Linked DNA regions of Homo sapiens: region 2 is linked to region 1. A link is a loop called in an ENCODE intact Hi-C map of the cell type or tissue named here. Cell type or tissue: tibial artery. All regions are shown on one strand.

Evidence for each region. Hi-C counts contacts between places; a loop is a spot of excess contacts. Peaks named below come from ENCODE experiments on the same cell type or tissue, not always from the same donor. Only the 100,000 strongest peaks of a DNase experiment are listed, where the experiment ranks them.
Region 2: a loop joins it to region 1, with 2.0 times the contacts of the local background. A loop is called at or near these places in 4 of 110 quality-filtered maps.

The regions. Positions count from the first base shown.
Region 1 is chr1:230,993,154-230,997,153 of GRCh38, forward strand. ARV1 (ARV1 fatty acid homeostasis modulator) reads left to right here. Exons shown (of 6, transcript NM_022786.3): 4 at 2,607-2,831; 5 at 3,968-4,000. Among named protein-coding and RNA genes, the nearest start is that of ARV1, 16 kb to the left of the region's middle. In tibial artery, no CTCF peak of the experiment used is centred here; no DNase peak of the experiment used is centred here.
Region 2 is chr1:231,205,161-231,209,160 of GRCh38, forward strand. TRIM67 (tripartite motif containing 67) reads left to right here. Exons shown (of 10, transcript NM_001004342.5): 7 at 1,492-1,630; 8 at 3,787-4,000. Among named protein-coding and RNA genes, the nearest start is that of TRIM67-AS1, 20 kb to the left of the region's middle. In tibial artery, no CTCF peak of the experiment used is centred here; a DNase peak (open chromatin) is centred at 2,132.

The DNA of each region.
Region 1 (4,000 bases):
AGTCATAGCTCACTGCAGCCTGGAGCTCCTGGGCTCAAGGGATCCCCCTGCCTCCGTCTCCTGAGTAGCTGGAACTACAGGTACATGCTACTGTGCCTGGCTAATTTAAAAAAAAAAATTTATGTAAAGGCAGTATCTTACTCTGTTGTCCAGGTTGGTCTTGAACTCCTGGGCTCAAACAGTCCTCCCATATGGGCCTCCCAAAGTGCTGAGACTGCAGGCATCAGCCACTGTTCCTGGCCCTTCTTAAAATTTCTAAAGATAAACTGTTATATGTCCATATTTTGTATATACTATTAAAAACCAGGCTTGTTTTTAAATGGGTTGGAATTCTTATAGCAACTACTCTGTAGTAGATATTTTGATGCTTAATCAGAAGTTTCTTTCTACTATTACTTAACTTTTTTATGTGTCTTAGTCTAATCCCTAATTAGACTGTATAGTCCAAAAGAATATCTTGGCCGGGCGTGGTACCTCACACCTGTAATCCCAGCACTTTGGGAGGCCAAGACAGGTGGATTACTTGAGCTCGGAAGTTGGAAACCAGCCTGGGCAACATGGCAATATTCTGTCTCTACAAAAAATACAAAAATTAGCTGGGCATGGTGGCATGTGCCTGTAGTCCTAGCTACTTGAGGGGCAGAGACAGGAGGATCGCTTGAGCCCAGGAGGTCAAAGCTGCAGTGAGTCATGTTCATGCCACTGCACTTTTGCCTGGATGACCAAGACAGACTCTGTCTCAAAAAACTAAAAGAATATCTTACATAAATAAAGCATTTTATAATTTAAAAACTGCTTTTACAGGAATTATTTAATTTTCACAATCATCCTCTGAGGTAGGTAGGTTAGGGGTTCCCCCATCTATAGCTGCAGAAACATAGATGCATAGATTTTCCCGAAGTCTCACAGTGGGTCACTAGTGCTGAAACTGAGGAAAGTCTCCCGACCCCCTTCAGTGTTTTCCACACTGGAGTATTCTATACGTAGGTAGCAGCTCCTTCTGAACTGACCTGATTGATGAGAGCCTGAGGGCTGGTGTAGTTCCATAAATCTCGTAAATCCTAAATTTAAAAGATGTGGAGGTTATCTAGTCTAGCCTGTGTGGCGCAAGAAATCTTTCTGTCTAGACTCCTGAGAGATGCTGTAGCTTTGAGTGTCTCCAGTGACAGGAGTCAACCCACCATTGTTAGATGGTTCTTGTTATTCGCTATTCTTTCACTATTTATTCATTCAAGGAATTATTTATTGTTATTTTTATCCAAAATCCAAGCTTTACAATCTACCTGAGTACATTCTTGTAGCTGACAAGTCTTTTAGTTATTTTGAAGGGAGATAGCATGTCTCCCTTGAAGAATACATCATATTTCATGGAGGTTAACCATCCTAATTTTTTTTTTTTTTTTTTTGAGACGGAGTCTCGCTCTGTCGCCCAGACTGGAGTGCAGTGGCACAATCTCGGCTCACTGCAAGCTCCGCCTCCCGGGTTCACGCCATTCTCCTGCGTCAGCCTCCCGAGTAGCTGGGACTACAGGCGCCTGCCACCACTCCCGGCTAATTGTTTTTTGTATTTTTAGTAGAGACGGGGTTTCACCGTGTTAGCCAGGATGATCTCAATCTCCTGACCTTGTGATCCGCCTGCCTCGGCCTCCCAAAGTGCTGGGATTACAGGCATGAGCCACCATGCCCAGCCCCTAAATTATTTTTATTGATCCTAATTACCTACATTTGGAACCTCTTTAGTTTGGCTTTATTAAGTTTAAAAAAGAGGATAGTTGTTTCTGCTGTAATATAATACATGTGTCCAGAGAAACCTGATTCTGCAGAAACCTAAACTGCTAATAACATAGCTTATATGGGAAAAAATAAAATAAGGGACTGGCCACTCAGAATGGATACAGTTGGGTAATCGGATGACTAACAATCCTAATAAAAATTACAGCACAGTTAAAAGAGATGTTAAATTCCTAGTTAATAGAAGCTGAACAGATTGTGCTGTGTTCTGACCATAGGACACAGTGGAACTATTGCTGCTGTTAATCTGGACTCTGTCCTATGAATACTTTCTGGAAGTGTAAGGAATTGCATTTTAAAATGTTGTTAAAATGAGTAAAGGAAGTCTCAGTTAACAATATTAAAAAATCATGTGGATAATAGGCACTTAAATAGTGGAAGAATGCACAGAGAAAAATGTCTTCCTGTGTTATCCCATTCTTACGATAGGTCCCATCTTTCAGACTGAAAAGCCTGCATTCTCCTGTTTTATTCTTTGGAGATCTCTTACACTGAAGATGTTTAAGCAGAATCTTACTTCCTTCAAGGAACTTCAGAAAGTTGATGATTACAATTCTAATGGAGTTACTTTTTCTTCAGTGGATAATGTTTCTGAAATTATACCAGCAGGATCTAATACAAAAGCCAGGGGTTTATTTAAAAAAAAAAAACAACACACAAACAAAAAGAAGAAGAAAAAGAGATTGTGATCTTGAGAAAGTATTTCTTATGAAGTCAGCTGATAAGCTGTATTTTAGAATGGTGGTTTATTTGTTTTTAAGGGGATATATTTTGGATGGGGACATTCATACTTTTATTTTCCATTTCTTCTTTAGAACAAACTGCCTATTTTATTGGCATTTTTACCTTCCTGTGGGTAGAACGGCCCATGACGGCAAAAAAAAAGCCCAACTTCATTTTGCTGCTGAAAGCATTATTATTATCTAGCTACGGAAAACTCTTGCTGATTCCAGCTGTCATTTGGGAACATGACTACACATCTGTGTGCCTCAAACTCATTAAAGTATTTGTTCTTACATCAAATTTTCAGGCAATTAGAGGTATGTTTATGTGTTTATTCTGCCTTCTCAGTTTTCAACCCATAAAAAGCTTAAAGCCTTGTTTCTGGGGTGCAGTTTTTATATAACCTGTTGAACACTGGAATTCTTCATCGCATAGTAATAATACCTAACACTTCTATAGCACCTTATACATAGCAGGTACTCAGTGTTTGTTACATTTAACCATATAGTACTTTATAGTTTTCAAAATGCTCTCATATGCATCATCTCTGTCCTGTGAGGTTAGTAGAACTGCCATTATTTGATTTTATGAATGAGCTCCTGGGGCTCTGAGGGTTAAGTGGCTTGTCCGACGTTACATGGCTGGGCAGTTATCAAGTCAGGAGAGAATGCTGAGTATCTGCCTCTCAATCCAGGACAATTTCTACTATATCAGGAAGAGCAGCCCTGTGTGTCTTCATTTTTCCCATATATTTTACATAGTGCTATTTTATTTATTTTTATTTTATTTATTTTTTTGAGATAGGGTGTCACTTGGTCACCCAGGCTAGAGTGCAGTGATGTGATCAGAACTCACTACAGCCTCTACTTCCTGAGGTCAAGTGATCCTCCCAACTCAGCCTCCTGAAAAGCTGGCCACAGGTATATGCCACCACACCCTGCTAAATTTTTGTAGAGACAGGGTTTCGACATGTTGCCAGCCTGGTCTTGAACTCCTGGGCTCGAGCAGTCTGTCCACCTTGGCATCCCAAAGTGCTGGGAACAAGCATGAGCCGCTGTGCCTGGCCGAAGTCCTATTTTAAATGAACTTATTACCTGATACTTTTTATCAGAATGCTTGTCATCTTGCAAACTGTGACACTGAAAGTATCATTTTGTTGTTGTTGTCGTTATTCTCTTATAGCGTTAGAATTTTTTGTTTTCTCCTTTGATATTCACGGGAATCTGCCGCTTGATATGAGGAGAAGGGGCTCAGTGTTTTGTTGTAAGTAGAGGCTTTGGTTCTCTAAAAATGTGTAGATGGAAAAGTGGGAGAAGGTAACAGCATAGATTAATAAGAACAAACATTGATTTTTCCAAAAACAGCTTTACAAAACAATTCATACTACCCGAAAATTTACATGTCAATATCGTTTCATTAATTCTGAACTTATTGGCTGCCTTCTCCTTTCCAGTGACCCTAAACATCAACCGTAAGCTCTCCTTCT
Region 2 (4,000 bases), 210 kb after region 1:
CTCTTTGAGACATGGCCACTAACAAAAGCTAGACCTAAGGGCTAGGGTTTATAAGGAAGAGGGTCTTACAGTAGGAAAAGTGTGGATGTTGCATGCAGACAGACCTGGATTTGAGCTGTGGCTCCTATATGGATTAGCTGTGATCTTAGACCACATTATTTAATTAGCAGAAAATAATGACATGGGAGAGGCAAAAGGCTATGCATTTGGGGGGTTGAATAGGACAAAGGTAACTTTGAAGCTAATGGAGAACAAGATCAATCTTTAGAAAAGTATCTTTGGGGGCCAGGCACGGTGGCTCACACCCGTAATCCCAGCACTTTGGGAGGCCAAGGCGGATGGATCACTTGAGGTCAGGAGTTTGAGACCAGCCTGGTCAACATGGTGAAACCCCATCTCTACTTAAAATACAAAAATTACCCGGGCATGGTGGCGGATGCCTGTTGTCCCAGCTACTCTGGAGGCTGAGGCACAAGGATCACTTGAACTTGGAAGGCAAAGATTGTAGTAAGTCAAGATTACACCACTGCACTCCAGCCTGGGTGACAGAGTAAGACTCTGTCTCAAAAAAAAAAAAAAAAGGAAAGAAAGAAAAGTATCTTTGAGGCCAGATGCAGAAATGTCTCACCCTTTGGAAAGACCAGAAAACAGCAGCTCCAGGAGGGCTAAGGAGTGGAAGATGCCAGCCTCAGGTGTGGGAGGAGACAAAGAAGTGGATGTGCCCGTGGCTCAATAGTCTTGTTGACCAGGTAGACCTTGGCAGAGTCAGGATGTTCCTGGTCAGTATCCTGGCTGGCTGCAGACCCAGGAAGCTTGCCTCACCAGGACCCCATCACGCCTCGCCGCCTCGCAGGCAGAGGGGCCGGGCAGCCAGTAGTAAGGCATTCATGCCCAAGTTGGTCAAGTTCTGTGAGCCAGCCATGACTGAATGTAATTTCCCTTTTTAATAACTTCTATTTGGTAAGAATTTTTTTTTTAATTTTTTGGCTGGGCATGGTTGCTCACACCTGTAATCCCAGCACTTTGGGAGGCCAAGGCAGGAGGATCACCTGAGGTCAAGAGTTCGAGACCAGTCTGGCCAACAAATAGGGAAACCCCATCTCTACTAAAATATATATATATATATATAAATTAGCTGGGCATGGTGGTGCATGCTTGTAGTTCCAGCTACTTGGGAGGCTGACGCAGGAGAATCACTTGAACTCGGGAGGCGGAGGTTTTGGTAAGCCGAGATCACGCCACTCCACTCCAGCCTGGCAACAGAGCAAGACTCTGTCCCTCAAAAAAATAAAAACAAAAATTGTTTAGAAATGGGGCCCTGCAATGTTGTCCAGGCTGGACTCAAGCGATGCTCCCACCTCAGCTTCCTGAGTAGCTGGGACTACACCTGGCAACAGCACTTTTAATGTCAATGTGTTTCCAGAAGCCATTTGCTAAGAGGAGCTTTCCAAATGCTAGAGGAGCCTGGTGAGCAGCATTGCTCTCTTTCAGGAAGTGTACGTCGGTAAGGAGACTTTGTGTACCATCGACGGTCTTCACTTCAACAGCACCTACAACGCCCGAGTCAAAGCTTTCAACTCTTCTGGTGTCGGGCCTTACAGTAAAACTGTCGTCCTGCAGACATCCGATGGTGAGCATCGGGATCTCTTAGTGGGAAGAACAGATTCATCATTTTATCCAGTGACAACCAGACAGCCACTTGTGGCAGCTATGATGATGGGGTAGGGGTGGGGGGTGGTGCTGGGCACGGCTGGGTTCTCCAAGGGCGTGCCCTTCTGGGACCACAGGCGGGCTCCCAAAGGACAAAGATTGACTCCTAGGGCCAACCCACATTTCATCCCGTGGACCAGGGGAAAGGATGAGCTGCTGAAGATGGGGGAGGGAGGAAGTGCAGGGCCGGAGGGGCCGGTTGAGGTGCATACGCCTCACCCTGCTCTGCACACACAGCTCTTTGCTGCACCCACATGGCCTACAAGCCACGAAAGAAACATTCATTTACCCCATTGTGCTGGACTAAATGTGAAGTAGCTAAGGGAGGCTAAACTTCTCCCACTTCTCAAGGGCTGAGGAGTGAGTAGGACAGTCCCAGACAAGAAAACTCCACGATAGATGCAGTGGGCCCACACCAGTCCCTACATTTGAGCCTTTCTCACAGCGGAAAAGTGCCCTTTAATCCCCAGCATCAGAGCTCACATCCAGTGATTTATACACCTACCTGCAGCCTTTTAGGTCTTGGGCAACAACAGCATGTTGATATTAATTCAGTGGAATTTTGATCATCTGAGTTCTTAGCAGAGAGCAATGAGAGAAATAGGAATCACATTCCAAAGAGAGTTCTGCTCCCCCAGGTGTGGCCCAGCCCAGGCTGCAGAGGCAGTTTCCAGCTCCCCACTGCCTCCAAGAAGAGGGCAAATCGTGCATTCATTGTTATCATTTAGTCCACACATCCTCTGACTGCCACAGCTGGATGGTCTCCTAGAGGCAGGGAGGAGTAGGAGCATGAGCAGATGCTGGTGTCAAAAGGCCCAGCCAGGGACACTTTTCTGAAAATGATGCCACCTGCAGAGTCACTTTGTACACCCCTAGAGGAGAGCTCGCTAGCTTCTGCCTCTAGACTCTCCTGCCTGCCCAGAGATGAGCGGTCCTTGCCCTGTGCATTGTGGTCATGACTTTAGAGTAAGGGACTCACTTCTATCAACCTGGGGGGTTGGGGAGCAAAAGGGGGCACCACCTGATGGGCTGCAAAATGGAGAATTGAGCTTTGTGATTTTGGCCACATCACTTCACCTCTCTGTGTCTCAAATCTCCCACCCATGAGGTGGCTCATCAATATCGATTTCCTCCTGTACTTTTTTTTTTTTTTTTTTGAGATGAAGTCCCACTCTGTTGCCCAGGCTGGAGTGCAATGGCACAATCTTGGCTCACTGCAACCTCTGCCAACCTGTTCAAGTGATTGTCCTGCCTCAGCCTCCCAAGCAGCTGGGACTATAGGCGCCCACCACCATGTCCAGCGAATTTTTTTTTTTTTTTTGAGACAGAGTCTTGATCTGTCGCCCAAGCTGGAGTGTAGTGGCGTGATCATGGCTCACTGCAAGCTCTGTCTCCCAGGTTCACACCTTTCTCCTGCCTCAGCCTCCCGAGTGGCTGGGACTACAGGCACCTGCCACCACGCCCGGCTAATTTTTTTGTATTTTTAGTAGAGACAGGGTTTCACTGTGTTAGCCAGGATGGTCTTGATCTCCTGACCTCGTGATCCTCCCGCCTCGGCCTCCCAAAGTGCTGGGATTACAGGTGTGAACCACCATGCCCGGCCACGAATTTTTGTATTTTTAGTAGAGACGGAGTTTAACCATGCTGGCCAGGCTGGTCTCAAACCGCTGACCTGAGGTGATCCACCCACCTCGGCTTCCCAAAGTGCTGGGATTACAGGCGTGGACCACTGCTCCCAGGCTATTTCCTCCTGTATTTCTAACTGTGAGCATTTGGAAGGGTTTTAGAAACCAAGACCAGAAAATGCATCTAGATTTGAGGTTTTGAGGCCTGAAAATCCTTGGCAAGGCCAGGCTCGTAGGGCTGGCAACTTGGATGAACACAGAGCAGGGAGTGTGTGCATGTGTGTACGTTTGTGTGTGTGTGCACGTGTGTGGTAATCATACAGGAAAGACCCTTCACTTCTGGGTGCCGACTTTCTAACAGAAGCGAATGTGTTTGTGTCTCTGAGCCGGTTAGAAACTACTAGCAAATTCCATCCCCTGACCCTGCTCCTCTCACCTCCTCCCTTTTTAGTGGCCTGGTTCACATTTGACCCCAACTCTGGGCATCGGGACATCATTTTATCCAATGACAACCAGACAGCCACCTGCAGCAGCTATGACGACCGGGTGGTGCTGGGCACAGCTGCGTTCTCCAAGGGCGTGCACTACTGGGAGCTGCACGTGGACCGGTACGACAACCACCCAGACCCCGCCTTCGGGGTGGCCAGGGCCAGCGTGGTCAAGGA